Regions from separate parts of the Homo sapiens genome. Here region 1 is linked to region 2. Evidence: chromatin loops called from intact Hi-C (ENCODE). Cell type or tissue: B cell. All regions are shown on one strand. Each heading gives the region's core, and the rest is flanking DNA. Links, peaks and the distances in the headings are about the cores only.

Evidence for each region. Hi-C counts contacts between places; a loop is a spot of excess contacts. Peaks named below come from ENCODE experiments on the same cell type or tissue, not always from the same donor. Only the 100,000 strongest peaks of a DNase experiment are listed, where the experiment ranks them.
Region 1: a loop joins it to region 2, with 2.3 times the contacts of the local background. A loop is called at or near these places in 6 of 110 quality-filtered maps.

Annotation. Positions count from the first base shown.
Region 1 is chr6:69,828,934-69,845,334 of GRCh38, forward strand. No RefSeq gene overlaps it. Among named protein-coding and RNA genes, the nearest start is that of COL19A1, 29 kb to the right of the region's middle. In B cell, for the core only: CTCF peaks have their summits at 6,969 and 7,170; a DNase peak (open chromatin) is centred at 6,968; H3K27ac peaks cover 798 bases.
Region 2 is chr6:69,980,585-69,996,985 of GRCh38, forward strand. The region is part of intron 11 of COL19A1 (collagen type XIX alpha 1 chain); the gene reads left to right. Among named protein-coding and RNA genes, the nearest start is that of COL19A1, 120 kb to the left of the region's middle. In B cell, for the core only: no CTCF peak of the experiment used is centred there; no DNase peak of the experiment used is centred there; H3K27ac peaks cover 1,449 bases.

The sequences.
Region 1 (16,401 bases), core at 5,411-7,910, 150 kb before region 2:
AGAGGAGATATGTTAGGAGGCATGAAATTAGTTAAGATCATCAAGGCAGAGGGTTGACCAGTAAGAAAAAAGAGGCTAAAAGATAATTTCTTGTGGGGAAAACCCACCCTTTGGAAGGTAGGAAAACAAGAGTAACAATCTAATAAGCAGAGAAATACTCTTATGAGGAAAATAGAAAAATGGAAGCCTAAGAGAAAAGTTACACTTTTAAAATTGTGTCTACCCTGAGAACCCAGGGTTGCAGAAGACACTGTGTCTCACAGTGTGTCTCATAGAAACTGATGAAACATGATGGCTTCAGGAAGTCCACTAGCAAGCACAAGCCTAGGAACTAAACCTAAAATGAGCTAAATCCCTAACTGTAATGCAGTATCTTCTCCAGCTCCATTGCAGTTCAGACTCTTATCTCACATTCCATGATGAACAGGTGGGCTTCCGTTAGAAAGACAAGTGGAGAACTTTTAAAAATCTATACAATATTTGTGACTTCTACTTCTCTGCATGAACTATCATTAGCCTGGTAAAAGTTTCAGAATCTCTCAGGCACACAAGATTCTCTATTCCAAGTGTGCTACTCAGGATGAATGTCTACAGATCAAAGCAAGAGGAGCAACGGGGTCACACAAACCATTCACCTAAATAGAGAGACTGCCATCAAAGTTCATTCTTATCAGAACTCATGAAATGAAAAAGCAGAATGTTCTCCAGGTGGTCCTGTCTTCAGAGAAGAAATTTCAGGATGTTGGAAAAAGTGTTATCTATTGTAACACATCTAACAAAGGAAACACAAAGGTGCCATGAAATGCAGGCCAAAGCAAGATAAAAATCTCAATTCCCAATTCCGTCTGATTCTTCCCTATCAAAGCCTATTAACAGAAGTAACTGTAATGAAAATGTGAAAATTATAAAGAAATGGGAAATAGAAGGTATCTGATGATTATATACTTCTAAGTTAATTGCATTATCTCCATCTTAGGCCTCCTGGCCTAAGTTATGTTTCTATAAAAAATTTAAATAATTAATGTCCTTAATATATAAGGAATTTTATAGTCAGAAAAAGTCAGTTTCAACTTCATATTCAGTGTGTAACATCTTTCTAAACAATTTACATTGTTAATACATATACTATTACTCAATTAATATTTCACTATCTTTTTCACAGGTTATCAAAAAGGGCTTCAATCAAATATTTTGTGGACTACACTTTTCGTTTTTATTTTATTTACCACCAGTCTAGAAACACTGTTTTTTAAAAAAGGAAATGATGCTATCTTGGTATATCTTATCTAAATGACTCATTAATTCATTTAATGTTTACTACATTATTTCCCCAAAGTTGAAAATTTCTCTGCTTAATGATCCAAATGGAATTTTTTCAAGAAGCAAAGTCTACCTCTATTTTTTAATCTACTTTTAAATGATTTATCTGTTTTTCTTTTTTCAAATTGGAGACTACAATGACCATCTCTGGTCTTCTGAAAAACTCTTATTCCCTGTGATCTCTAAAACATGACAGCAAAATCTTTTAAACAACATCTTAGGCAATTTTTCAACCCTTGACTTGTTTTGTTTTCTTCAGTGAATGCTGTGCCATACAAATGGATGCCACACAATTTAAAAAATCAATTTCAGTCTAGGTCTTGAAGAGTCCTAGTTGAAGCGGGAAATTTTGTTATCAGGGACTTTGGAAATGGCCTTCTCTCTGATATTAGGAATCTGTTTGCACTGCACAACTCTTGTGCTGACCAAAAACTCCTGTGCTATTGGTAAAGTATCTATGGTAACGTTAAATCCTTGTATTCCCTACTCATCTTCAATATAGGCCTGAGTTAATAGGTTGGGTTCCCACTTTCACATGTATATGTTAGTCCTTAGTTATCTCAGTTCTTTTTAAAAAATCTTAAACAGTTGAGCCTCCTGAGACATCAACTTAAATGAAAGCCAGTCATCGAGGTCTCGTTGACTTAGCGAATTGTAATACTGTAAGTCCCCGTTCCCTAGGAAATGTGAAGGGGTGGGGATTCTGCCAACTTACAAATTGAACAACTAATCAGATTCCCTTGCTGCTAAACCCTGCATTTGAGATTAAGTTGGTGTCAATGCTTACTTGAGTCTTGTTTGAGTCGTCTTTAAACACTTGTTCCTCTCATTGAGGCCAATGTTTGCTGTCAAGTTACCTTTCTCCTGTATGCTTGTCCTCAGCTTCCTGCTCACTCTTTGTTCCCAACTTCTCTATTGCACTCTGCATTTTCAAGTGCTGGAGCATGCCCTATACCTTAACCTGCCTAACTAATGACACAATTCACTTATCTTGAAGTGGAAATTTTAACACAGTTAAGGATTACATGTTCTTTTACTTCCTTTCTTATCTATCTTGGATTTAATTATTTAATTGTACCTGACTCTTTCCAATATGGGGGAAATCATTCAAAATTCAAGCTGAATATATTGTGAAAAGAGTGACTTTAGCCCGTACTAGTGCTCCATCGGGCACCCATGCCACTGTAAATTTTCTTGAGAGCAATATATGTCCAGGAAACAAAATCATACAAATGCATAAATTTGCCCCATAAATGTAGGACAGAGAGATCCTTAGCTATCCTCCCTCACCTTGTCATTCTCTTTATGTATGAGTGGTACCATTAGAAATAACTACCCTTTCCCAAGAATTAAGTCTCTCAATTCTTCAAGCCCTTCAAACTACTCCTGGGGATTGGCCACTTATTTCCCCAAAGCCTTGTATTCAGTGGGTATTTCGTCCTAGATGATTTAGTAAATAATTTGATGCTGTGATTTCTGAAGTCCTATCAATTAATATAAACAGGATTTTCACTGTTTTCCATTCCACCCGGGCACATATTAGACCCTTTGCTTCCCTCCTTTGTCATGATAGACTGTGGTCTGCAACCATGTCTCTTCATTTGCTCTATCATTCGGCCAACGAACTAACCCTGCTTGATTTAAGCAGAAAATGGATTTGTTAAACAGGTATTGGGGAACTCACACAACTTAAAGGCTATGCAGCAAGAAACAATGATTAAATCACACCGTAAATGTAGTCTGGTGAAAACACAATTGCCACCTGTGCTGTGCACTTAGCTGGGAAAGAGACTATTTCATATTTTCAACTTTAATGGTGGGAGGCAAGTTCTGCCTCATGTGGTGGGAATTCTACAAACATGGAAAAGAAACTGTTGTGTTAGGTGACCATAAGGTGCACTACACTGTGGCAGACAAAACAAAAAAAAGAAAGAAAAACCCAAACTCCTTGATTTGGTCTGCATTTTTTAATAGTGGATATTAGTAGATATATTAATTTTGAATGACTTATATCCTATCTAATAATTAGCAAAAACCTCCATGTGTCACATAAATTTATAACAGAACAAAATGACAAATCATGGACTCTTGTTTTAAAACTGTAGAGGATTGGATCAAAAGTATCATAGGGATGATATGAGGATTTTCAATTTTTCAACATTTCTATACTCAATGGTTCCAGAATTTACACCACTGAACATTCCAATAGATGTCCAGTGGTTCCAGAATTTATAAAGAGGAGTATAAACCAATGAGAAATTAAATTTCACTTGATAGATTTAATCATTTCCATTAGCTTTATTTAGGTTTATTGTTCAGGTTTCATTGAATTTATTTTCATGGAAAATGTAAATATAAAAGGGAAAATGTTTGGATAGACTACTACAGTTCTGTGTTGTGCTGCCTATTCTAGTTTAAAGGATAAATAGAAATCAATGAGAAGTGTGCTACATCTATGGGGTTGTCATGTTTCTCAAGAGACATGAAATGACATATCTCATCCTGCTATGCCAGCATTCTACACATTCTGTCAGCTATGACTTGCTACTGAGATTGGCCTCTGCACCTCTTTCAACTCTGTGCTTTAGCTGATTCTTTCTGCCTGCTTTCAATTTTTTGCTCTTGTCACTGTCTGGTCACTCTCTAATAGCAAATCAACATTGATAGACAAGATTCCATGTAATTCAAGACTTGGATTGTTTCTATCATTATAAAATGCACATTTAACATGGAACACTTTTGTAGTTTCAAGATATCATTGGTAATTCATTAACATTTTTACTAATAGAAAGTTGCTTTTCCCAGAGAAATTTAGAATTAGAGACAAATTCCCTCTAGCAATAACCAGAGACAAAACCAACTTAAGAAAAACAAGACAAAAAAAGAGAAGTTCCTTGGCCAGGCAAGGTGGATCACGCCTGTAATCCCAACACTTTGGGAGGCCTAGGCAGGTGGATCGCTTGAGCACAGGAGTTCAAGACCAGCCTGGGAAACATAGTGAGACCTTGTCTTTATTTTTTTTAATTTAAAAAATTATATAAAAAAAGAGTAGTTCCCAAAACATAGTATAATTGGCCCTCTGTATTCATGGGATCCATGTCCTTGGAATTAACCAATGATGGATCAAAATATTTGCATCTGTACTGAACTTATACTGACTTTTTTTCTTGCCATTATTCCCTAAGGAACACAGTCTAACAACTACTCACATAGCATTTACACTGTATCAGCTATTATAAGTAATCTATGGGAGATTTAAAGTATACAGGAGAATGTGCATAAGCGATATGCAAATAGTAGCCCATTTTATTTCAGGGACTTGAGCGTCCTCAGATTTTGGTATCTGAGGGAGGCCCTGGAACTAATCTCCCATAGATACCAAGGGATGATTGTACCTGTTTTAGGATTCTTTCTCATCAGATATTGTAAGCTTATTCATCATGATCTCAAGAGAAACAACTTTAGATGATTGATCAAAGTTCCATGTGTTTGTGCATTTGTTTCTCTATCAATGTGGCCTAATTGTCTTATCTACCAACTGCTGCAGTAATTCCATAAAGATTCGATCCCCCTCAACTTTTATTTGCTTTTCTCTTTAACTTTTGTATTTCTAATGATTCTAAGAAATTTGCCCTTTTGGAGTATTCACCGCACAGGAGCACTATAGTTCATATATTAGTTTTGAATTTTTTATCTAGATGAGTAAAAATAAAAAAGTAGAAACCTTTAGGCAGTTATATATTCAGAGACTGTTTCTGTATTGTAGAAAACCATAAGATAAGAGCAATTTTGTTTTGGAGAAAAGAATATATATTTACAAATTAATTACCTTTTTAAAAAAACATATTAGGTAACTTTGCAAAGTAAGATATATATGCTCCTATTTGTAAATTGGTTAACAAATAGCTTAAATCCTTGACATTTCAAATGTTTGCATTGAGTCCCAAAAACCAATTTGAAAATAAAAAGCATAATTAAATCTGCCAATTTTATTCAAATGTCCAAAACATTCTAGTTGAATTTTGACAGAGGTGATCATTCCACATTTTGTACCTTACTAAAACTCAGAGTTGTCTTATCTGGAAAGCCAGTGATTTGACAATTTTCCTCTTGCTCCCCTAAATTTGCTTTCTTATTGTCTGATAGGTGCACTTTTTACCCAGAAGTGGCTCAGTAATGCTTGCTTTGGATTACAGTCCTAAGCAATATTTTTGAAAAGATTGGAAATAAAATTTCTATAGAAACTAACAATATGATACAATGTTGAAAGGTTGGAACTGGACTAAGGGGATTATTTAAGAACAACTGATAAATGTGTTGAATCCTCTTCAGAACAGTGTATGGTTGGGTCAGTTGGGATGAGACTAATTCTTCAGGGTGTTGTAGAAGTGGCTATACTGAAGGATGCTTTATTTTGCCCTTCATCAGGTTCAGTATTGCCTAATTATGTTTTAGCTCTTGAGAAGTGTCAAATGGCCTGAATACTAAGACTTCGCTGCTCCCAGTAGCCACTGAATCCTGGCATTGGGTAGTTAAATATTTTCCTAGAGTAATAAACACATTTTCAACTACACGGCAAGAAGAAAAAAATAAACCAGAAGTTTAATTAAGTATAGGTAGAACAATTAAGGAATAGAAAAATATAGGTTAAAGCACTTAAAGTGGCCTCTTACATAAAGCTTGTTGATAATAGGTGATATATTAAACAGTGTTTTGAGATACTACTGTCCTACATAAATTTAAAGTATTATAATTTTGAAGCATTGATGACATTTTTCAATGTGAAACTTCCAAAGATTTTTGTCAGAATAATCAAAAGTGATTACTCTTTTTGTAGCTAATAAATATTTTTAAAGGTTATGTAGGAATATAACATGAATACTATGGTGAGTTGTCAAGCATGAAGGATGTCTTTTTATGAACAAAATTCCAGTTAACTAAATCAATCTGTGTTCTCATTCTTTTAAAAACCCTTGTAAAATTTTATTTCCTTTCTTTTAATTATTTCTAAATAGTTACACATGCACAATAAACTCAACTGGAGGAATATTTAAATTGACCAAAAAGGGCAGTACAAATGATTAGCTGAAATGTATAATGTAATCTTTAAGCCGTGAAAAAATGCAGATAGCAAAAACATTTTGTTTTAAAATATTTTCCATTCAATACTAAAAGATACTTTTGGTATTAAAACTGTTAACTGGAATCTTGTTCTTTTTATAAAATACTGATTTTATTAAAATTAGATTGTTTCTAAAATACACTGGAGTTCATTATACACCAAGATTACACTTACTGCGAATTTATGCTGCTGATTCATAAGCACCAGAGAACGAAGTTCATAATGAAACCACTGACATCATTGTGTTTAAATGTACATAAACCTTTGCTATTATGATCTGTTTTATATTTCATATTTACCTATGAATGATTTATTTTCCATAAGAAACTCTAATATGGCAAATGAACAACAGCTGTTGCAAAGCGTGCTTATTTTCTGAGGGAATGGGGGAAGAAACAGCCAATTTAGAACTTTAACCAATAAACTAAAAACACTAAAAAGTAAGTTTTCCTTCCCCCTGCTGGGAATTAACTTTACGTACCATTGAGAATCAGAAGACTTGGTTGCAGTTCTAGAGGCCAAAACTAGATGGTGCTCTACAGTTGTCAGTACTTCAAGTCAATTCCAGACGTTTAGAGTAATGGAATTTAAGGGCTTTATTAAGGATGTATTTCATGAGTTTCATATTTGATTCTTCTTCTTTCTTCTTCCACAGACTTTCTTAGGGGATAAGAAAGTGGATAACATTCAGAATTAGCATGGCTCTAAGTGCTTTACAAGCATATTTTTCTCTTTTGATTGCCTTAGTTATTTCCTGCCCCACTTCTCAGCCCTTATCCATCACTTGTAAAATTATGAGACATACCAGTATCAGATGAAGAAATAAAGCCTAGAGTAATAGTTAAGGGAAATATTTCGTGTTATGCAAGTCAAACTCTTGGCCAGAATTAACATTCAGGTCTTTGCTTTATCAAGACTAGCTACCTTACCTAACAAGGCGAGAAAGTACAGGCAGTAAGACTAAATTCTTTTTGGGGAAGGAGAAGAGCCAGTAGTAACACATGGTTGTTGTTTCTTCCATCTTCATAGCAGTTTTTGCTCCCTTTCCTGAATATTCTCATTGTTCCCTGTCCACCCTTCTGAGGATATGTTGATAGAAGAGCAGAAAAAAAGAATAGGAAGGGGGATAAAATGTTCACAAACAAGCATACTCCACATGCCAGGCACTGATTTAAACATTTTACATATGTTTTCATATTTATCTTTTGAAGAAATCTAAGAAGGCATAAGTGAATGACCTCCCTTTTACATATGAGGAGTTTGGCACTCAGATTAGTAACTCCTCAAAGTCAGTAAGTAAGTGCCATTCTAAGGATTTGGCCATAAGTTTGTCTAATTCTAGAACCAATCGGGTTTTCTACAACTACAATTGTGACATTAAAAAAAGAAAACCCAAAATTGGTTATAGTCTCTTTCCTAGTGCCTGTTTACATTGAGCATGGCATGATTCTAGGTTTATACTGTTCAATGTACTGTCCTATGTATTATCTCATTTAATCTAATAGCCAACTCTATCACACTATGAATAAAAGTGAAATTTCCAAACTTAACTCTCTAATCAGTGGCAGTGCCTAGTTAACAGCCTAAGTATTTTCATAATAAATTTTAGTTTTACAGTAGAACTTAAGCACATGAAAATGATCAACTTGTACATTTTTACTATTTGCTTTATTTCTTATAATTGATATAAATGATCTTAATTTACAATTTTCCTAGTCACTAAGGGATCAACAATATGTATTAATACCATAATTTCTCAAAAATACAAATAAAAACTCTTCCAATTAAATTTTTAACAATTGTCTATGTTTACATTCATTATACCATATATACTGTGAAGAATATAAACAAATAGAAGATGATTTTTTCCGTCAAGTTTTTAATAAATGACTGGGTAAGACATATATGAAGATTCATTCATTAAACACTTAATTACTGACTACTGTGCAAAACCATCCTTGACACTGCAGGAGCCAGAAGGACAACCAAGTCAGAGCCCCTGACCAAAAGGACTGATGAACAAGGACGTGCCCAGGTACTGCCACACCCAGTCATGGATTCCTTTGTCTAGACACAATCTTGGAGAAACCACTTGCCATTTGAGGGAAATGCCATTGAATTTAGGATAAGACCTTCATTTCCTGTTCGGTATATTCAAAACCCATATCAGAAGAGGAACTCTTAAAATTGCCCCATCACCAGATGTAAAGCCAAGTTTCTTCCTTCCTCAACCTTCCACCTACTTTTGCCTCGTTTGTCATGATTGCCATGTATTTGGAGACTTGAAGAAAGTGTTTATGTAAGTGTAATTCATTGTTGATTGTGTTGCATGGCTTAAAGTCTTTAGTTTCTCCATTGATTTCTGAATATTATCCACTTTCTGATTGATAATTCAGAACCTTAGCAGCTGACCCCCATGTGACCTTTATTTTGCTCAGTGAGACCATTTTCTAATGGCTAATTATTAGGATGGTCTTATTCCTAACCAATTTGTCTTTTCCACTTCTCCAATTCGTTCCACTAAAATTATTTTTACAGTTGACATTTTATAGTATTTCATTAGCTTTTCTGAACCTTTGATTACAATACTATCACATAAACTGAGAATGATGTTCATACTGAAAAGAAAAGCTATTGTTAACATGTAACTTTTGTCAGAAGTGTAATTTTTAACATTGTCATTTTCCATGGTAAGTACAGGAGCCTTGATGGGTTAAGGATCAGTTTTACTTTCCTTTATTACAGAACAAATCTGGAATGTACTCCCAGAGTCAGAAAGTCAGTGAACATTGGTGTCTAAGTAAGTTAGTATTATATATATACAGTTGACTTCTGGCGCCAAAACTTCTTAGCCGTCTAGGTCAACTTTTATTCCTTGTACATTACAAATAACTGCGACACATTTTATCCCATTAAGTCTTCATGACACCCTTGTGAAATTTCTTTTTGATTTTTTTAAATCTCCAAATTATCCAAGAAGAAAGAAGGCGTTAAATAAATGAAGGGATTTTCCCAGGGCACACAGCTATAAGACACATGGAACTGAGATTTCAAAATTAGATCTAACTCTAAATAGAGTACTAACAGCTCCTAGTTATTTAGCACCTACTATGTTCCAGGCATGGCTCCACGTACTTTATAAGCATTAACTCAAATCTCACAACAACCCTTTTATGGAGGGAATATTTTTGTCCCCACTTTACATATGAGTAAACTGAGGCATCAAGAGGTTAAGTAACTTCTCAAACTTCCACAGTTAGTAAGAGGCAGAACCTGGCTTCAAACTCAGGCTGACCTCTGTTTTGCTAACTCTTTGTATACTACCTGATAGGTTTAATAACCACTTTGGCATCTCATAGAGGTGTTGTTAGAATTTAATGGCATAAAATGTACCATGGCTGTTTGTAAGGAATAAACATTTATCAGACTATGTGAAAAAAAATTTGAGGTCAGAAATGAAATACATGTACATTTTATTGATGATGCACATTCCACCCAGATAAAGAATATAAGACTATAATCAGGAGACAGCATCAGAGAATATGTGTTGTGAACAGCTTTTCCTTCATTTACCATTTTTTCTTCAGAATTTCTTTGAGATGGTTAAGGAATCTAGATCAGAAATTTTAAGGGCAGGAAACACAAATATTGGAGGTCACAGGTCTAGTTCATATTATTATTAATCTACTCTAATTCTGCTCCTATTTTTGTTTTTAAATTATTGCCTTCTCATAAAGACTGGTTTAAATTGCCTTCTTGGAAATTCAGGAGCTTACAAAAAAATTTTTTTTAAAAGAACGAAAATATCTCTTCCATTCAGACTCCACAAATACTGAAATTTCACCACGGGATTAATCTTTTTTCCCTTATTTTAGATGTTTTTTACATCACTTCCGCTTGTGTGCCATTGCAACTTTGACTACTTCTGCATCAAGCTTTTTAGGACATTTGGTTCTGATCAACTCCCTTTCTGATTTCCTAGCTCTGTCTTACAGTGGAAAACTCATTTATTTTTGCCCTGGGTAAACAACTTATGCTCATTTATAACTCAAAGCTACCTGGGCAATTGGGTGATTATTCAGTGATCTGAATATAAACAACCAAAGTAGATAAAGGCTGGAATAACTTAAAAAATTAAACTTTTTTAATTACCCAGTCTTTCCAGGTAATTGTCTCACTTCAGCACTTTAATTTCTCTGTAGATCAAACTTAAGGGCTGTTAATAAATGACCTTAAAGAAAGCATCCTTTTTCTCATTATATTTTTGTAATAGTCTATGCTATGCTTTGTCTGTATATAACCTGCCTACACCGATGTTACTTGGCTATTGTGTTTTATGACATGGTGCTTTTAAGCCAAGTCTACCAACTCTCACTTGACTGATAAAACACCTCAATCCACATATAGTGGACCGCATTTTCTTGCACTTCCTGTTGCTATACTCTGAAATACTTAGACTCAAATTTATTTTTCACAAGAAGCTGTATTTTGGTAATATGTATTAATAAGGAATATTTGTTACTGAGACACTGAACATGGATCATGCTTACATGGTATATTTCCACTACAAAATGTAAGCTCCAAATGCCATAGTAAGGTTGGCCAAAGCAAGTTTAAGAAGTGAAAAAGAAAAAACACTTATAGAAATCTCAGAACTGTTAAGATCATAAATCATAAGTAGATTTTCTTTCTAATCCCAGCAGTATACCCTAAAGGATAAAGATTTATAGTCCTTGTAATTTTATTTTAGGTACTATAACGGCTAGTTCTATTCTTAGCTATATAAATGTATCATTTTTCACTCTTACAAAACTATTTGCTTCAGTATCTTCTAGCCAGTGAATTCCATGTGTGTTTGAAGATTTAACACATCAGAAATTTTTAAAGTTGGTTGCTTTTGTTGACTTTTAAAGTTTTTTTTTTCATTGTGGTCGTTTAATATACATTTTGTTTATAGTTTCTTATTAAAAATTTTTATTGTATATATTTGAGATGTATAACATGGTGTTTTTACACACATATACATAATGAAATGAGTGAAATGATTACTACAAATTTACATATCCATCACCTTCCATAGTTACCGTGGGTGTGTGAGTGAATTGAGAATACCTAAAATCCACTCTCTTAACACATTTTTAGAATACAATATAATATTATTAACTATATCCTCATGTTGTACATTGTATCTCTAAACGTATCATACATAACTGCAAATTTGTACTCTTTAACCTACTTCTCCCCTTTTCCTCCCCCTCCCTGCTCCTGGTAACCACTGTTTTACTGTTTTTATTTATTTGACTATTTTTTTAAAGATTCCACGTATAGGTGAAATCATACAGTCTTTTTCTTTCTGTGTCTGGCTTACTTCCTTAGCATAAGGTCCTCTAGGTTCATCCATGTTGTCACATGGCAATATCTCTCCTTTTAAAGGCCAAATAATATTCCATTGTAGATATATACCATAATTTTTTTAAAAAAATCTATTCATCTGTTGATGGCTACTTAAATTATTTCCATATCTTGGCTATTATAAATAATGCTGAAAAGAACAAAGGAGCACAGATATCTCTATGAGGTGCTAATTTCATTTCCTTTGGGTATGTACCCAACAGAGGGATTGCTGGGTCATATGGTACTTCTAGTTTCGATTTATTGAAGAACACCCACATTGTTTTCCATAATAGCTGTCCCAATATACATTCCCATCAGCAATATATAAGGGTTTCCTTTCCTCCACACCCTCTCCAACCCTTGTTATCTCTCAGCTTGTGTGAGGTAATATCTCATTGTGGTTTTGATTTGCGTTTCCCAGATGATTAATGATGTTGAACACTTTTTAACATTTCTATTGGCCATATGCATGTCCTCTTTGGCAAATTTTGATTCAGGTCCATTGCCCATTTGTAAATTTGGCTATTTGGTTTTTATTAGCTATTGAGTTGTGTGAGTTTCATATATTGTTTTGATATTAATGCTTATTAGATCTATGGTTTTTAAATATTTTCTCCCATTCTATAGGTTGCATTTTCATTTTATTGACTGTTTCTTTTACTAGGAATCTTTTTAGTTTGGTGTAGTGCCACTTGTTTAATTTTGCTCTTGTTGCCTGAACTTTTGCTGTGTTATCAAAAAAATCATCAAGGTCAATATCAAGGAGCTTTTCCCCTAAGTTTTCTTCTAGGAAGAGTATGGATTGTTTCTTACGTATTTATTTTTCATTAACATTTTTCTTATTCTCATTACAAATCTCAAGTTGTCTTTGGCACTATAATAAACTTGGCTAAGAACTTTAAAAGAATGTACATGACTACATTAAAAAAATTGCCTTGTCTCCCGGGAAGATGATATGTAAATATATTTGGCATAACTGGCATGACATCTCCTCACAGAAACACAAGGCAGCTTCTCAAATGGTTCCCAAATTAAAAGTTCTGCCCACCTCATATACGCTGTTTTCCATTACCTTTTCCAGTAAAGTGGGGAGGGGATTCCTCTCCCTAAGTACCTATAGATAGCTTCCTACAAATTGGGGCAAAGCTTAATGTCTAATGCTTTGGTCTTCAAACATTAGTATCAGAATTACCCAGAGAGCTTGTTAAAGGACCAAGTGCTGGACCCATTCGCAAAATTTCTGATCCAGTAAGTCTGGGGTGGGGCAAGATAATTTGCATTTCTAACAAGGCCCAGGGGATGCTGTTGCTGCTGCTGCTCTGGAGCAGCACTTTGAGAACCAGTGCCTTCATGCATGAGAGTAGGGGTATTTATTTACTTGCTTTTTCTTGATCAAAAAAATTTATGCATATAACTGAGTAATATATACTTAAGTTCCTGATAAGTTGCTTTTATTTTCTTGCTGGGAATGTGGATTTTTAAAAAGGAAGATGTTAAAAACAATAAAGACCAATGGATGGATTTTTTACTTTCCACATGAATTTTGTTATTCTTTTTCCATTTTGTACTCATTGCAATGGTCATTGTCTCTCTTTTCTTAGAGGCTACCCTTGTGGAATTACTGTTATATGCCATTAACATGTCTTTTACAGATGAAGAAACTGAGGCACAGAGCGATTTAGTAGCATGCTCAAGTCATACAGCTAGTAAGTGGCAGATATGGGATTTGAACCAAGTCAGTCTGACTTTACAGCTTGTCCTTAAACAATGTGCTTTATTACCTTCCAATCTTCAGATGGCATAGCAATTATTTAAATAACTTTTGAAATAGCCAGAAATGCACTTTCAGCTGTTGAAATAGTCAATTTTGAAAAATATTTTTGAGACTAATGATTATACATGGTGCAAAAATTTTTGTAGTTGCAGTCAGTTGCAAAAAGAATAAAGTATGACATTTCTTGTAAGATCTGACCCCTAACAACTTTTCAGATTTTTTGCACCCTGCCTTCAGTTGACATTAGTCTATTCATTAGCCCCTAAAATGACTGTGCATTTTGTTACTTCAGAATCCTTGCTTATGCTGTATTTTTAACCTAGTTTAAAACATTTCTGTTCTGCTCCCTTAGGTGAGAATTGTTCCTTTATTTTAGACTCTCAACGTGCTTTTTACCACTCACGTCTTTCCACTTTGAACCAGAAAGTCTATTTTTACATATTTGTCTATTCCTTTAGAATCTAAGCTCCCTGGGGGCACAGTCAGACCTCACTCATTTCCATCCCTTTTCCTATACCTCCTACTCCTGGTGGTGCCTGGCTCAGAACTGAGTAAATGGAACCTGAAATATTACTGAATAATTATAGACAATTAAAAAATTGGCTTTTATTTATTGCCTGTGGTCACTCAGCTATTTGGTTTTGGCCTGGGACTCTCAAAACCAGGTGCTTGCTGTAAATTCCCGCCAGATCTAATGTTTTTCTAAAAGATTATTTGGTAACACTAGTTCTCTGTGACTCTCTGTTTTGTGTTACCACCTATCTTACTAGAATGAATTATTTCCCATTTTCTTCTCTGTGTTTGTGTCTATTTCTCTGATCTGTGGCTAATGTGTGGGGTAACTCTTTCTCACCTACTCTAACACCAGTCAAGCTCTGAATCACTTACATTTCAGCATGCTATTCATAAAATTGCCTCTGCTCCAATCTCAGTTTTTGAACATGTCCAAAGCATTATAATTTTTCCACACCCTTGACTTTGATGAGGTCATGTGCTATAAATTTGTCCATATCACCTAAAAGTTCAGATTTCTCTGTCTTCTAGCTCCCTTTTTCTTCTTTAGTGGTTTCATAACTGAACATCCTAATATGATTTTTCCAGTCCAGCTAAGATCCAGTGCTTAGAGGCATTGCAAAATCAATGTCTACTAATAAGTTCAAAATATTTTCACTTCTTTTATTGGTTGTCTTTGAACACAAAAAGAAATATGAAAAAATATTGTGAACAAAGGCACCCATTTTCAATGTAAGTATTTGCCAAGATAGGCTTGGACCTAAGAAATGTTGTGAGTTTTTTTTTTCATATTCTTTCTCAGTGAGTTGATTCTTCTCTGTTCTATTTTTTCCCCACTCTACACAAGTCTTTTTATGAGTCTTAAAAGAAAATTGCTAATGTCTTAATTCTCTTGCCTGGATTTCTTTTCAGATTAGTTTTTCTTGATTTCCTTACCCTTATTTTTAATCATTTTCTCTATTTTCATCTGTGAGTAGCAGATGTGTGTAGGCTCAGTTTAGCTAAATAAAAATTAGGTACCAAAATATAATTATTCACCCATGTTGGTATACTTGATTTAGGAAAATATATGGATGATTATTTGCAAGGCTTATGAGTCAATGATTATCTGCATTTAAACTTCAAATTTTTATACAAAAAATAGAAATATGATTTCAATATATACGACCCTTATATAGTTAGAATTGTAATATCAATTGAGAAAAGAATAATGGAAAGAAACTACAGCATTATAAAATAAGTTTAAAAAATCAGGATTCTTTAGCCACTTACCCAATAAACAGATGTTGAATTCATATTATCCATAATCACTAAGGGGGATATTAAAAATATTGAGCCCTGAAAGGAATCTATTTTCCCAGAGCTCACAATTATATTACATTTATTTACTACTTGCATCACATAGGTGTGAAAAAAGGTATTATAGAGGATATTAATGGATTTTATATAGGATAGTAAAGAGATATCAAGTTCAGGGAGTTTTATTATTATAAATTATAAAACATTAGGATAGGGTATATGTTTGCCTTAAAGGTGTTTGATTGTTTGGCTGCAGCCCTCTTAGGGATCCATAGAGCTTTAGGTCTGAAAAAACTTAGACATTATTTAGTCCAACTTCATCACTTTACAGCTTAGGAAACTGAAATCCAGAGAGTTAGATGACTTATCCAACATTAGTGGCATGTAACAGCCAACAGTGTAAAACTGGGGTATTTTTTTTTCACCTTTCCATTTACCTATTTATCTCTTTAAGAAATATTTGAATAGACCTGGGAATACAAAATATCGGGACAAAATAAATAAACCATCATTTGCTCTCTCGAAGTGCTTCTTGTACAACAAACTATAATTGATGGAATGACATAATGGCATAGATAATAAAAGAGTAGTCATGTTGGCGTGTGTGGGATTCCCACATCAGTGTTGCCACATAGCCTCCTCTTCAACTTAGGATAATTTCAACAGATTTTTAAAAACCTTGTCAACAACATTTTAGACAAGCAGAGAAAGATTTTCACTTTACACTTGTGCTAAAAGTGTGGGCAAAACCAAGTTTTACTTGAAATGTCTTGTTTCATTTAACATTTTGGGTTAGATAAAAAACAATGTATTTATTTATTTATTTTTAATTTTTCTTTTGAGGTGGGGTCTTGCTCTGTCACCCAGGCTGGAGTGCAGTGGCGGGATCTGGGTTCACTGCAACCTCTGCCTCCTGGTTTCAAGCGATTTTCCTGTCTCAACCTCCTGAGTAGCTGGGATTACAGGCGCCCCACCATGC
Region 2 (16,401 bases), core at 5,772-8,271:
AATCAAGTAGGAAATAATTGTTCTGATAAAATATAATTAATAGGTGACCAGTTAACATTTGTACGTTCCAAAGAGTTTTTAAAAGCTGAGAAAAGACAACTCAATATTTGAAAATGGACAAAATGTGTGAATAGGCAGCTCGCTAAAGAGAAAAATTCTAATGCTAGTAAACATGTGTAAGGCTCAGATTCACTGGTAGTCAGTGATATGTAATGTAAAGCAATTATGAGATTTGGCTTTACAGCCATTAGCCTGCCACCTGTTGCTGGATGTGATTCAAGGACAAAGGCATTCCCATACATTGCTGGTGGTAAGTGTAGAGCTACAGTCTCTTTTAGAAAGCAACTGGGTAATATCTATTCAAAAATGAAAAAAATGCATAATCTTTTTACCTAGAAATCACCTTCTTGAAAATCTGACTTATATAAATATATTACATGCATGTGATGGCCTTTATTTTTTAAGTGGTATAAGCTTTAATACAACTCCTAACACAAATTCTGTTAAATTCAAACATTTGCTGGGTTCCTAGAACAGTGCTCACAGAGTTGGCACACAAATGTTATAACATAGTATTACTTGTTAGGTATACAAAAAACAAACCATACAGAGTTTTTGCCAATGTGGAATATAATGGTGTTTTGTAGGGGCAGAAAACTGGAACTGAGTGAGTGTCATTAACAAGAAAACACCTGAATACATTATGGAACATCTATATCATAGAGTATTATAGAACTACTGAATAAATTAGGATTCTGCTGGGTAATCTAAATTGATATGTAGAATGTGATGATGAGGGAGAAAATAAAAAATGCAGAAAAATGTATATAATATAACCAATTTTTAAAACAAAAGTGATTAAAATCCTGATTGTGCCTGTATGTATGTGTGCATCTATTGTAACTTATGATGACATAAGTTTGGAGTAAAAATTTGGAAAAATACTTACAAACTTAAAAGTTAATAACAAAAGTCTGGCATCCAGAAAAGGAGTAAAAGAAATTAAAAAGTGAGAGGAGAGTATGATTTATTGTCTTACTTCAGAACTTACATTATATTATATATATTCTTCATATTTAAAAAAACATTTAACATTCATAAATTTTGTATGTGTTTTATATTTATAAACTTTTAAATTTATAAATGTTATATTCATAAAATATAGGTATAAATATATATCACATTACATACATAGATACATGCATTGCATATGTTCCCTTGCCCATGCCAAGTCTTGCAAAGAAAACATTTTAAAATCTGTCCTAAAATATATGTTTCATGTATTTAAGGATTTATATAAAATTACAAATATATTTTAGGTAATTTTTTAATTTCAAGAAAAGCACAAGAGAAATGGATTAAAGATAGGAAAAGCAGCAAAGTAGCTGCTACAATAATACACAAATGAAATGACCAAGGAGCATGACAAACATAATGCCAGGATTGTTGCCATCATTGTTGCCATCATAGCAATGACAATGTGAGGATCATGGTGGAAGCAGCAGCAATTTAAGAACAAAAATGAAGATATAGAAAGAAAAAAAGAGGGGGAGTTAAGAAGAATAATTCTGTTCTGATGCATTGGTCTATTTGTCTACACTTTTTTATTTTTATTTTCATTTTTTGAGATGGAGTCTTGCTCTGTCTCCCAGGCTGGAGTGCAGTGGCACAGTCTCAGCTCACTGCTACCTCTGTCTCCCAGGCTGGAGTGCAGTGGCACAGTCTCAGCTCACTGCTACCTCCGCCTCCCAGGTCAAGCGATTTTCCTGCCTCAGCCTCCCCAGTAGCTAGGATTACAGGCACCTGCCGCCACACCCGACTAATTTTTGCATTTTTAGTGGAGATGGGGTTTCACTATGTTGGCCAGGCTGGTCTTGAACTCCTGACCTCGTGATCCACCTGCCTCGGCCTCCCACAGTGCTGGGATTACAGGGGTGAGCCACTGCACCTGGCCTACACTTTTAACAATACAATATTGCCAAAATATTATAGCTGATGTTTATAGTGAGTATTTAGTAGGGAAAATTCCTCACCAGGCTCTTTAAGATTATCTTGGGTATCCTAGAACCTTGGCATTTTCATATCAATTTTAAAATCAACATGCCCGGCCAGGAGCAGTGGCTCACGCCTGTAATCCCAGCACTTTGGGAGGCCGAGACGGGCAGATCACGACGTCAGGAGATCGAGACCATCCTAGCCAACACAGTGAAACCCCGTCTCTACTAAAAATACAAAAAATTAGCCGGGCTTGGTGGTGGGCGCCTGTAGTCCCAGCTACTCAGGAGGCTGAGGCAGGAGAATGGCGTGAACCCGGGAGGCAGAGCTTGCAGTGAGCCAAGATCTTGCCACTGCACCCCAGCCTGAGCAACAGAGCGAGACTCTGTCTCAAAAATAAATAAATAAATAAATAAATAAATAAATAAATAAATAAATAAATATAAAATAAAATCAACATGCCAATTTCCACACTTACATACACACAACTTGCTGAGATTTTGAATGAATTTTCTTTCAATCTATAGATGTTTGGGAGGAATTTACCTTGCAATAGTATAGAGTCATCCAATCCATAATATATCTATTTATTTAGGTTTCCTGTATTGCCTGTAAGTAATGTATTTTAATTTTCACTGTAGAGTTCTTACATAATTTTCGTTAGATTTATGACTAGGTATTTGACGTTTTTGATGCTATTTTGAATACTTTTAAATTTTAACTTCCAATTGCTTCTAGTATATCAAAATACATTGATTTTTGTTTATTGACCTGTGTCTGGCCACCTTGCTTTATTAACTAATTAATTCTAATAGTTCACAGACTACCATGCAATTTGTGAATAAATTTCTACTTCTCTTTACAAATCTTATTTCTTGGATTTTTTTTCTTGCCATATTTTACTGACTAGGACCTCCACTACAATATTGAAAAGAAGTGGTTATAGTGTACATTCTTGTTCTTTTTCTAAATTTAAGGGGAAAGAATTCAATATTTTATCACTAAGTATGCTGTAGGCTTTTGTAGAGACCCTTTCTTAGAATATGAATATTGAGAATATAATTTGCTGAATTTTCTTTGAATACTATTCAAATATTGAACTTAAAAATGCTTTTTCCACATCTGATGAGATGGTAATATAATTTTCTTTCTATTCTGTTAATGTGGTGAATTATAATGATTGATTTTCAAATGCTAAACTACCCTTGGATTCCTAGAATAAAATTCATTTGTTAAGAATGCATAATTTTTTCTGTGTATAAGTGGATTCAATTTGCTACTATCATGATTAGGATTTTTGCACCTATGTTTATAAAAATTTAAGATTTTTTTTTCTGGTCATTTTCTGGTCAAACTTTGCTATCAGAGTTATGCTAGGATCATAAAATGAGTTGAATACTGAATAACCCCTTTTCTTGTTTCCAGAAGGAGTATGTGTAATATCTGTATTAATGTTTCCTTAAGTGTTTTTAAGAATTCACCAAAAAGCCACAGGGTCTGAAGGTTTCTTTGTGAAAGATTTTTACATTATGGGTTTAATTATTTATTTTGATTGCTTTGTTTATGTTTCTCCTGAAAATTTGAAATTTTTGCTCCAGTGGTTATAAGGAGAACTACATAAAATATAGTGAAGTTTCTATTTCTGCAGTCAGTGTCTATTGATTTCCTTCCCTAGAATGGCTGAATTAACATATTTCCACTTCTTCCATCCCTGCCACTCTCTGATGTCAATGAATGACATATTTTTAGTTTTACCTTGGTATTGTTAATATGCTTATCTTTGTTACGTATTTTGGTTTTAAAGGCAACTTAAGTTGATTTTAAAGACAATCTTTTAACACCTCACTACAAAAGATAATGGACTTAAACTACCCATTATTGCCACCCTCTTTCCTCTCCTTCCTTCTAATTTTTGTCAGATATATAATTTTAGCATTTTTTGGTATTCATAATATTTACATCCTGTTCTTAAGTCGCAAGCCCTAATTTTTATCTTATTTTTAGTCTTGTAGCTAAATGAAACCTATGTTCATTGTCAATCTTTTGCCTGAAGTTTCTGTATCATTCTCTTGGTTGGCTGATGTTTGCCTCCTAGTTTTTTCACAAAAAGTTAATGAGAAATATATATGCGAAGGACATGGAAGTCCCCCAAACTTTGCTTTCACTTTATACTTTAATGACAATTTAGCTGTGTTTATAGTTCTTGAAAGATTATTTGTTTCCTTGGGGACATTTTAGCCATTAGTCTTCTATCATTGAGTGTTTGAATGTTGCTCGGGAGTTATCTGAGATTAGCCAGCCTAAAACCTATTTCCATAGGAGATTGATAATTTTCTTCATTTTAAAGAAATAATTAATGCAAATGTAATAACCAAATGTGTAATTTAAGAGCTGCATTTAAGAACTGGTAACATTTGAAGAAAAAACATTAGGTTTAATTTGGGTAGGTTCAAAATGTCTCCCTACCCACTTGTAGTTGGGATCAGAATACAAAGTACACCTCAAAACATGTCTTTTAAGGGAAGAATTGTTTCCTTGGGTAAGATAAAACTTGAAACTGAATTCCTCACTATTGAAATTTTAATAGTACAAGGTTAAAAATGGCATTCAATATGAGTTTTGTTGTGTGGGATGGTTTTGGAATCTTTAACTGAATAATTCCATTTGTTTAAGTAGTGAGGTACTAACTTTCAGAGGAAGAGACTTTAAGAGAATCAGTTGAAAATGACTAATGCCAAACATGAAAGCAGCATCATCATTTCTTTACTCATTCCTCAGAAGAGAAACACCCTTACTGCCATCCAGAGGTCTATGGTCCAGTGGCGAGTTCAGCAACATTAGCAAAGGGGGTGAAGGATGAGAGATGACTCAGAGACTTTTCAGTCAGGTCTATTGAAGAGATAGCTTAATCAGGAAAATTAGGACCACTTTAAAATGAGTATCAAGAGTGGAAAGTAGAGACATGCTAATAAGAAGATAGGACTTCTGAAAAAAAAAGTAGCTGAGTATATATGCAAACAGCCAGGACCCTGGAACCTAAGTTTCCTTCACCATTACTGAACGTTTTCAAAAATTCCTTAAACTTCTATTTCTTTGTCTAAAAAACTGTGAAAATTTTCCTTATTTCAAAACTTTGCTCAGAAATGTCTCTCCTGAGAGTCTTTGAAAGTTTAGGGCATTTAAAAATGCATATTATTAATTTTACTGAGTTAATAGCCATTATAGTCTAGTAGTGTGTGTAATATATATCAGGGGACATCTTAAAAGGCATATTATCATAAAATGCATATTTAAGGACTTTCCACCTACATAAATTGAACTTAATAGATTATAACAAGTCTAGTGGGCCCATTAGGGTCTTTGGAAAATACAGTTCAGGGCCTTGTTAAAACATATATTCTTCATGTCATATTCTACTTAAGGAGCTTGCTTCAGTAACCTAGAATTTGAATATGTTTGTCTTGCTTAGTCATGAAAAATGAAAATAAAGAACTCTTTCTTTTTCAGTAAGACAGTCTACAAAGTCAGGAAGAAAGCAAATTTTGCCGCTAATTACATTGTTTTTAGTTTCAAATAACATACATAGAAAAGTGTCAATTAAAATAATAGCTGCCAGTAAAATGTTAAATGACTTACACGTTTTATATATATATATATATATATATATATATATACACACACACATATATATATATTAATCCTCCTTTTATAAGTCAGAAATGTGAGGGATTATATGTTTCAGTTTAAGCTGAGGTTATTGATTGTTAGTTACCAATGGATATACTTCAATGAGAAGCATTGGGTATAAATTATGTCCAGTGTTTCTCATAACGTGATCTGAAAAACCACCTACATCACAATCTCGTGGGTGCTTAAAATGCCTGTTTCTGAGCCTCATTCCTGATCCCCTGGATCAGAAGTCTAGGCATGTGCCTTGGGAATTTGCATTTTAATAAACTCTCTTAGAGATGGTTGCATAACAACTAAAGTTTGAGAGCAGTTATTTTAATGTGCAAACCTATACACATAATGTACTAAATATGTGAAGCCCTATCTAGAACGAACTTCTGGGCATATATACTTTGACCGCAGAGTTTATACTACAATTCCTTAAACTTTCTTCAAGTAATGCTTATTTTGAAACCAGTTCTGGTCTCCAGTGCCCAACTTGGTCTTATTTAGAAAGCCACTGAGCTTTCTGGCTCTAAGACTGAGACATGGAGCTCTAACTTTGTAGCTGCAATTGGAAAATGCATTAATAAGATATTTGAGTGCAATTGCCCATTAGAAATTCTATTTCTAAGATTTTGGATACTTTTTGTATTTTGTTTCATTTTGTGTTGTGTTGTGTTGTGTTGTTTGAGACAGTCTCACTCTGTCACCCGGGCTGGAGTGCAGCAGAGAAAACACAGCTCACTGCAGCCTTGACCTCTTGGGCTCAAGAGATCCTCCCACCTCAGCCTCCCGAGTAGCTGGGACTACAGGCATGACTTTTGATATTCCTTAAAAATCTTTTTTTGTTGTTGTTCAAAATCAAGAGGCATCATCCCAAAGGTGTCCACTCAAGGCCTATGGATATTCAGCAATGATAACTGACTCTTATCTGCAGCACATCACTAGCTACACCAACACAAAACAAAACACAGCAAAATAAAATCCTTCTGTCATGTTCATTTATCCTACAGTCTTCCTCAAAGTGGAATTATAAAAAATGGAATTTTATTATTTACTAATAACTCTATGTCTAAATTTGTTTTTCCTGTTTTCTCATTTTACAAGTGCAAACATTATCCTCTTGACTCAGTGAAAATTAGACTTATTCTTGACCCAGACATACGGCTATACTGAAGGAAAATTCATCATTGGCTACTGAGAAGGATCAACTCTGATAGCTGAAATAAATTTGAAACAAATCTCACACTAGAGACTTGAAAGTCCTTAAAACGATTGCTTGGTTTCACAAACAACACTGTGTTTTTAACATATAGAATCGGCTAGAGGTCCTTATGTGCTTGTGAAATTTTCCAAATGTGAAAGACATAAGCACCACCGTTTGTATCACAGCTCTTTCTTTCACTGGCTTCTAGGACTTGAATCTAACAAAATACCTCCCAGCTGTGCTTAACTGCCTTGTGGGGTTGGTTCTTGATTGTTGGTAAGGATTCCCTGCCATGCTTACTTGGGAGCCTCCTAACATTCTTCCTTCTCCTGGAGAGAGCCCCTAATGGAATGGAGTTCTTAATACCAGAAAATTGCCTAGAAAATTTACTCAAGTAGTGGGCTTTCTCAACCCAGGGTTACAGTAAAAGGGAAATGTGAAAAGTTTAGAATTAAGTATGAACATCTAGTTCTGACATGGGAGGAATAAACTGAGTACAGCATGTAAGAAAGATAATTATTTGGACCCTTAAAGCTTTAAACCAAATACTCTGACTCATACAGGTTCTGGAAAAGACTCAAAAATGGTTCACTATTGACCCTGCTGTAAGAAACAGATCTTTATTTTGTTTTTTAAAGAAGTTTTAAACACCAGATTCGAAATGACTTAAATATGCAAAAGTGCAGCATTATTACCATTTTCTTTCCCCATTCTTATATGTTCATTCTCTAACTGCAGCCTCATCAGTGGTTTACTACACCAAAGGCAGTGAAAAGGTTACATGTCATTTCCTGTACTCCTCATATTCACTAGATTTGACTATAAATTCCATAGTGAATTACAGCACCACCATTATTAAAGTAATATAGGCCAAAAGATAAGCATTACTTAGTGTGCTTAGTGCTTAGGATTTTGCATGAAGTATCTGAAAAGGGTCTTCTGCCCTCCACCATATGTGGGCTTTTAATAGTTGGCTTTTCCTTATTAGTTCCCAGATGAGAAATTAATAAAACAAATGATCGTTGCTACTGATAAATAAATGCTATACCGGAATCATTTGGGAAATCACTACTGCTTATGAAAAGACTTCTAGCACCTCTTATACCTTTCCATGTATCAGACAAGAAAGTTTACTGAGTTCTGTGCTAGATGCTCTGGTGGAATAAAAAGGAACTAGAAAACAACACCCACGTGTTAAGAGACTGATAATACCGTTGGAGATTCAAAACAAACCTCTTCCCCTCCTCCCTCAGCAGTCTCAACTTGTCTTATCAGTTCAATCATCATCTCTCAAGAGGATGGTTCCTAAATCTATAACCTAAACCTGATATCTTTCCTGGAGTCTGGTCTACTTTACCCAACTACCTGTTAGACATCTCCTCCTGGATGTCCCATTTATTCCTTTGGTTCAGCATGTTCAAAACAAAACCCTTCTGCTTTCCTTTCACATCTGCTTTTCTTCCTGCATTTGCTCTTTTCTATTTGTGCTGATAACATCACCATCCTTCTGGGCTTTGCACAGGTCTGAAACCTGTAATTTTTATGAACTCTTGCTTCTCCCCTCTTTTCCTGTCACATCTCATTTCTCATAGCCGCCCTTCTTTTTCAGCCCCATGGCATTTCCCTAAGTTCTGGCTTTCCTTGCCTTTGCCTAGATTGTTGGAATAGGTTTCTAAGTAAATTACATACCGCTAAGTTTTTTACCCACTAATTTTTTCCTACATAACTAGCTCCATTACTCTCCAAAAAGTACAATGCCGGGGTTCTACTCAAAAAGAGTCAGTGCCTCCTCAATGGCTAAAAGAGCATGTCCAGACATCCCTAACTTGCCCTTCGTGGTTTCTACAACCTGATTCTGCCTGCCTTTCCAATTTAGTTTCATAGAATTTTCCTTTTTCGGAATCCTGTGCTTTACCTAAAGCAAGTAACTTGCTAATCCATATATTTGTGCCTTTTCTTTTACTTTTCCCTTGTTCTAGAATAACGTCCCTCTATTTCTTTTGATGTAGATCAAGCTTGTCCCAACCACGGCCTAGAACAGCTTTGAATGTGACTCAACACAAATTCGTAAACTAACATAATGAGAGTTTTTTACTTTTTTTTTTTTTTTTGCTCATCAGCTATTGTTAGTGTTAGTGTATTTTATGTGTGGCCCAAGATAATTCTTCTTCCAATGTGGCCCAGGGAAGGCAAAAGATTGGACACCACTGATCTAGATCCTACCTAAAACATGGAAACTTGCTCAATAGCCACAGAATTAGACTAAAATTTAAGAGCCAATTTCTAGAACAGAATGGTCTAGGTTCAAACCCTGGCTCTCCCACTTTACTATGTCAAAATACTTTACCTTCCTCTACTTTAGTTTCCTCATCTCTAAAGCAGAGTAGTAGTACCTAATCCCTAGTGCTATGATGAGGTAAATGAGTTAAAGCTCTTAGACTAATGTTTCATGTCTATAAGATCTTATATAAATGCTAGACTTCAATTGTGAATGAGTAATTTTTGCCTTCATTTCTAGAGCTTTATCTTGTTAAGAAAATTCTCATTGCATATCAAAAAGCTTAATAATGAATGTGTACAAATGATGTATCTCTTTATTTGTGAGCATGTGAAGTACCCACTTATAAAGACTCTGGTCCTAGGCATAATAAAAAATTGTTAGTATGGACAATTTCAAATAAACACAAAAGTGTGCAGAATAAAATATTGAACACCTGTATATACTTCAGCTGTCTTCAATTCACAGCCAATCTTGTTTCACTTAGACTCCATCTTGTATTATTTTGAGGCAATCCCAGTCAGCATATGTTTCAGCTATTAACAGTTCAGTCTGTATCTGTAAATGATAAGGCTTTTGTTTTTACATAATCATTATTTCATTATAACACTTAAAATTTTTAAACATAACTTTTTAATATCATTAAGTAGTCATTTGGTGTTCAAATTTCCAATAGTATCATAAAATCATAATTTTCGTTAACAATTTGCTGTAGTCAGGATCCAAATAAGATAGGCACATTCTAGTTGGTTGCTGTGCTTTTGATGGTCTCTTGATCTATAATTTTCCTCCCCCTCTCTGTCATTTTGTTTGTTTTATTACATTATTTGTTAAAGAATCGGGGTTGTTTGTCCTGAAGAATCTTCCATAGCCTGGATTTGCCAACTGCAGTTTCATGGTGTACTTTAATATGTTCCTCTCTCCTCTGTGTTTCCTTTAAAGGGTGGTTAGATCAGTTTAGGTGTGATGTTTTTAGCAAGACTACTTCATAAATTGTATGGTGGTGTGTGCCAAGAGCCACATAATGTCTGAAAATCTTTCTTTTTGTGATGATTGCAGCCATTGATCATCAATATCTAGGCCAATTAATTCATTCAGGGTCACAAAATGGTGATTTCTTAAAAGGATTTATTCAATTTTAACTTTTTCTTCCTTTTTCTGACTTCTATTTTAGGTTTGGGGGGTACATGGCAGGTTTGTTACATGAGTAAATTGTGTGTCACAGGGGTTTGGTGTACAGATTATTTTGTGACCCAGGTAATCAGCCTAATACCTGATAGATAGTTTTGTTATTCTGATCCTCCTCCCACTCTCTATCCTCAAGTAGACCTTGGTGTCTGTTATTCCCTTTTTTGGGTCTATGTGTACTCAGTGTTTGGCTCCCACTAATAAGTGAGAATGTGCAGTATTTGGTTTTATGTTCCTATGTTAATTCACTTAGGATAATGGACTCTAGCTCCATCCATGTTGCTGCAAAGGGCATGATCTCATTCTTTTTTATAACTGTGTAGTATTCCATGGTGTGTATGTAGCTCATTTTCTTTATCCAGTCCACTTGGATGGGCAGTTAGGTTGATTCCATGTCTTTGCTATTGTGAATACTGCTGTGATGAATATATGCATGCATGTGTCTTTATGATAGAATAATTTATATTCCTTTAAGTATATACCCAGTAATGAGATTGCTGGGTCTAATGGTAGTTTGTGTTCTCTGAGAAATCTCCAAACTGCTTTTCACAGTGGCTGAAATAGTTTACATTCTTACCAGCAGTGTATAAACATTTCCTTTTATCTGCAACCTTGCCAACATCTGTTATTTTTTGACATTTTAATAATAGCCATCCTGATTGGTGTGAGATGGTTTCTTATTATGGTTTTGATTTACATCTCTCTGATGATGAGTGGTGTTGAGCATTTTTTAATATGCTTGTTGGCCTCATGTATGTATTCTTTTAAGAAGTGTCCTGTTCACGTCTTTTGCCCATTTTTTAATGGGGTTATTTGGTATTTACTTGTCCACTTGTTTAACTTTCTTATAGATTCCGGGTCTTAGACTTTTGTCAGCTGCATAGTTTACAAATATTTTCTCCCATTCTGTATGTTGTCTGTTTACTCTGTGAATAGTATTTTTTGTTTGTTTTTTGCTGTGCAGAGGCTGTTTAGTTTAATTAGATCATATTTGTCAATTTCTGTTTTCATTACAATTGCTTTTGTCATCTTCATCATGAAATCTTTGCCAGGGCTGATGTCTAGAATGGTATTTTCTAGGTTATCTTCCAGGGTTTTTACAGTTTTAGGTTTTATATTTAAGTCTTTAATTCATCTTAAGTTGATTTTTATATATGGTGAAAGGAAAGGGTCCAGTTTCAATCTTCTGCATATGGCTAGCCAGTTATGCCAGCATCATTTATTGAATGAGTCCTTTCCCCATTGCTTGTTTTCGTAAGCCTTGTCGAAAATCAGATGGTTGTAGGTATGCATCTTTATTTCTGGGTTCTCTAACCTGTTCCGTTGGTCTATGTGCTTGTTTTTGTACCAGTGCCATACTGAACTTGTAGTATAGTTTGAAGTCAGGAAGTGTGATGCCTCCAACTTTGTTCTTTTTGCCTAGGATTGCTTTGGCTACCAAGGCTCTTTTTTGGTTCCATATGAATTTTAGAATGTTTTTCTCTAATTCTGTGAAAAATGTTGTTAGTAGTTTCATTTTGCACTTGTATACAAGAACTTAAAGTAAAATTTAAAAAAAGAAAAAAAAATGTTGTTAGTAGTTTGATAGAAATAGCATTGAATCTATAAATTGCTTTGGGTAATATGGCTATTTTAACAATATTGATTTTTTCTATTCATGAGCGTGGAATGTTTTTCCATTTGTCTGTGTCATCTCTAATTTCTTTCAGTAGTGTTTGGTAATTCTCATTGTAGAGATCTTTCACTTCCCTGGTTGGCCCTATTCCCAGGTATTTTATTCTTTTTGTTGCTACTCTGAAAGGGACAGTGTTCTCGATTTGGCTCTCAGCTTGGACATTGTTGATCTATGGGAATGCTACTGATTTTTGTACATTGATTTTGTATCCTGAAACTTTACTGAAGTTGTTTCTGAGATCTAGGAGCATTTGGGCAGAGATTATGGGGTTTTCTAGGTAAAAAATCATATCTTCTGTGGTGAGAGCTAGTTTGACTTCTTCTCTTTCTATTTGGATGTATTTTATTTCTTTCTCTTGCCTGATTGCTCTGGCTAGGACTTCCAATACTGCGTTGAATGGGAGCGATGAGAGAGGCCATCCTTGTCTTGTTCCAGTTCTCAAGGAGAATGCTTCCAGCTTTTGCCCATTCGGTATAATGTTGGCTGTGGGTTTTTGTCATAGATGACTCTTATTATTTTGAGGTATGTTCCTTAAATGCCTAGTTTGTTGAGGATTTTAAACATGAAGGGAAGTTTAATTTTATTATAAGCCTTTCCTTCATCTATTAAGATGATCATGTGGTTTTTGTGCTTAGTCCTGTTTATGTGATGAATCACATTTAGTGATTTGCATAGGTTGAACCAATCTTGCTTCCCAGGAATAAAGCCTACTTGATCATGGATGATTAGCTTTTTGATGTGCTGTTGGATTTGGTTTGCTAATATTTTGTTGAGAATTTTTGTGTCTATGTTCTTCAAGGATATTGACTTGAAATTTTCTTTTTAAATTGTATCTATGCCAGGTTTTGGTATCAGGATGATGCTGGCCTCATAGGATGAGTTAGGGAGGGGTCCCTCCACCTTAGTTTTTTGAAGTAGTTTCAGTAGGATTGGTACCAACTCTTCTTTATTTGTCTAGTAGAATTGGCTGTGGATCTACCTGGCCCAGGGCTTTTACTAGTTGGTAAGCTTTTCATTACTGATTCCATTTCAGAACTCATTATTGGTCTGTTCAGGGTTTCAATTTCTTTCTGGTTCAATCTTGGGAGGTTGTCTGTTTCTAGGAGTTTACCTATTTCTTCTAGATTTTCTAGTTTGTGTGCCTAGAGGTGTTTATAGTAGTCTCTGAGGGATTTTTGTATTTCTGTGGAGTCAGTGGTTACGTCCCTTTTGTCATTTCTGATTGTTTATTTGGATCTTCTCTCTTTTTTTATTAGTCTAGCTAGTGGTCTATCAATCTTATTTATTCTTTCAAAAAGCCAGCTTTTGGTTTTGTTGATCTTTTGTATGTTTTTTTTTGCATCTCTATTTCCTTTAGTTCATCTCTTATTTTGGTTATTTCTTGTCTTCTGCTAGCTTTGGGGTTGGACTGCTCTTGTTTTTCAAGTTCCTCTAGGTGTGATGTTTGTTTGTTAATTTGAGATTTTTCTAGCTTTATTATGTGGGTATTTAGCACTATACATTTTCCCCTTTACAAAAGTAAATAACATATATGGATAGTTTGTAAACATCTTCTCAGGCAGCAACTCAAAATAATGTGGAGATAGATGATAATGATATTATGAAGTCAAGTTTATTAATAAGGAATCTGAAGCTCCAAAAAGTTGTGATTTTAATGATGTTAAATTCCTAGCTCTTTTCATCTTGTTCACTCTAATTGAGTGAGAATTTTTAGAAAGTTTATAGAAGTATTAATGCCCAAGCAAATAAAGAAGAAAATGCTCTAATCCATGTATCCTGGTCAAACAAGGAACGAGTTAAAGACAGCAATGAGAGTAGTGAGTCATTGGACCTAGTGGAGGTTTGCCTATGACGCTTGTGGAGAATTTCTTTCTAGATCTGTCATTCTCACTGGATTCCCAGGCAACAGCTGTGACAGACTAAATTGTCTCTCTCAGATGAGTATAAAATTTCATCTTCCTTCCTCATCAGCAAAATGAAATGAAATGGAGAATTTTGGAAATGGCCTGAAATATTATTGCAGACATTGCTATAATTTGGAAATTGTCACATGAGTACACAGAAGATTTGGCAGTTTCAAGAATTCATTCTGGATGTGGCACCAGTTCCAAATCAGCCTATGAGACCATTATTTAAAATGCCATCACTGTATTTTACCCCAGATGATTCCTGATGATATTTTATTCAGGAGACATTTGTGGGAGATCTGCTGTGTGCCTCTATCCATTTGCATCTGAGAAGAGGAAGACCAGCCTAATGATTTTCAGAAATGAGCCTATGTTAGCATATCTGACCCTGCCCACGGTGTCCCCACATCCTCAGACATCACCTTAGGCCTGGCTTCACCAAAGAGGCACCTTCTAGTTTTATCTCTCTACCCAGGACTTTTTATTCCTTTGTGGACTCCCTTCCTTTGAAAATCAAATGTTCTCTCTCTCACATACACACTCTCTCTTTCTTTCTCTTAAGACTCAGCTAATCTGAAAATAACTTGCCCCATTATTTGTCATTCGAAATGTAGTACCCACAAGTTAAACAAGGTGGGAGGGTGAGTTGTGGCATGCCACCTTGCCAACATGTTCCATTGGGACCATTTCTATGGATGCATTAGTTTACTGCCAGGTGTTAGTATTTATAGAAGTTATGGCAACAGTTCTATGAATGTCTCCTTTATCCCTCTACCACAAAATAAGCTTCTAAGAAGTCTGGAAATTCTGAGAGTATATTAGCCAATGTGAGTGATCACTATCTAATAGTATATTTTCCAAAAGCCTAGCTTTCTAAAAGAGAGTCTTGAATTTTAGACTGTCATACAAATGTCAGTTAGGTAGCTTTCCTGCCATAGCAATTAGCCAAGTTAACTAGGTAGCCAAGACAAGGATAACTTGATGATAGATGGTTTGATTTAAGTAAAACCGTGTGATTTTTTTTTTTTTTTACCAAAAGCATGCTCTGGGTAAGTTAGCAAATCAAAGCAAAGACTATGTCTTTCTATCTGGAATTCCAACAACCATCTAAATTCTTTAATTATACAGATAATTTTGCATTTAAAATTTTTGAAGTAGTGGACTATTAACTAGATCTTAGAAATGGTTTGTGAAACTTCAATAAAAGTGTTTCTTGAAAGAAGATTTGATTCTCATATATGAAATATGAACCAAGTTAAATGTACAATCTATTGATACCTACATTTGTAGTTACTAAAGGGAATTGAGATAAGCTGATTTTATAGAGTTATTTCGTTAGATTAAGTCCTTTCTCTCCTTGGAGAAATAACTTAATTAGGTATATGTCACAAATGCAATTAGGTGAGGAATCTTGGCCCTAATTCATTTAGTTGAAAGAATTACGAACAATTTGTGACATAGCAAGTAGGTTTTTATCAAGACAGTCTTTTTGAGATCAGCTATTCAAAAAGCAGGGGCACTGGACTCTGAACACAAATTTATCTCAAACTTTATCTCGATTCATCTTTGTGGCCTGATGAGGTCATCATTTGAAAAGAATCTAGGTGAATATAATTTATAATACAGTACCTTACCTATAAATTCTTCTTTATCTCAGTATTGACACAATACTATTCAGGTGGCTTTAGGAGTTATTTGCTTCTATCTGTTAAAAATCACAAAGGATAATAATAGAAAAAGACATGTATATTCGGACAGCTATAGAGGCAGACATGTGATTAGAATCGGACCTCCTGTTTCCAAGCACTAGACTCAGGTCACTAGATCACAATTACAGCTTTATGCTTTGGCTTGGCAGTTTTGAAAAGCTCTTATTTTTCTTAGCCTTATATTTGACTGCCAGAGACATAATCATTTCTTTACCACTCATCATGAACAACAAAGCACTAAATTAGTATCTAGTGTTAAGATGGTAAGCTACAGGTATATTTAAGTTAGGAAAGAATTTCTTATTTGGAAAAAGAAGTTATATTTTGTAACTTCCTTTGTTTAACTAATTTATATAGGCAGGTTAGTAGTACACTATACATGTATTTTTTTAATGTTTAAATTTAAAACATTTAGGCAAAGGAGTTTTGTCTAAAATAATATTCCTTAGCTTACTGATTCTTAATAATTAATCAAAACCAATATATTTTAATGATTTACATTACTGAAAAACTGTAACATAAGCTTATTTAAAACCTTTAAAAAACTATAACAAGCTTATTTAAAACCTTTAAAAACTACAACATAAGCTTATTTACAACCTTTAAATAGAGTCTGTAAAACAGTACATTCAGTGAAATCTAGTTTTATTCCTATTCTTCTACCTTGTTAGACTGTACATAATCTCTCTCTCAAAAAGACTTGTGTGTGTGTGTGTGTGTGTGTATATATATGTATGTACATATATAGTATGTGTACATATATGTATGTG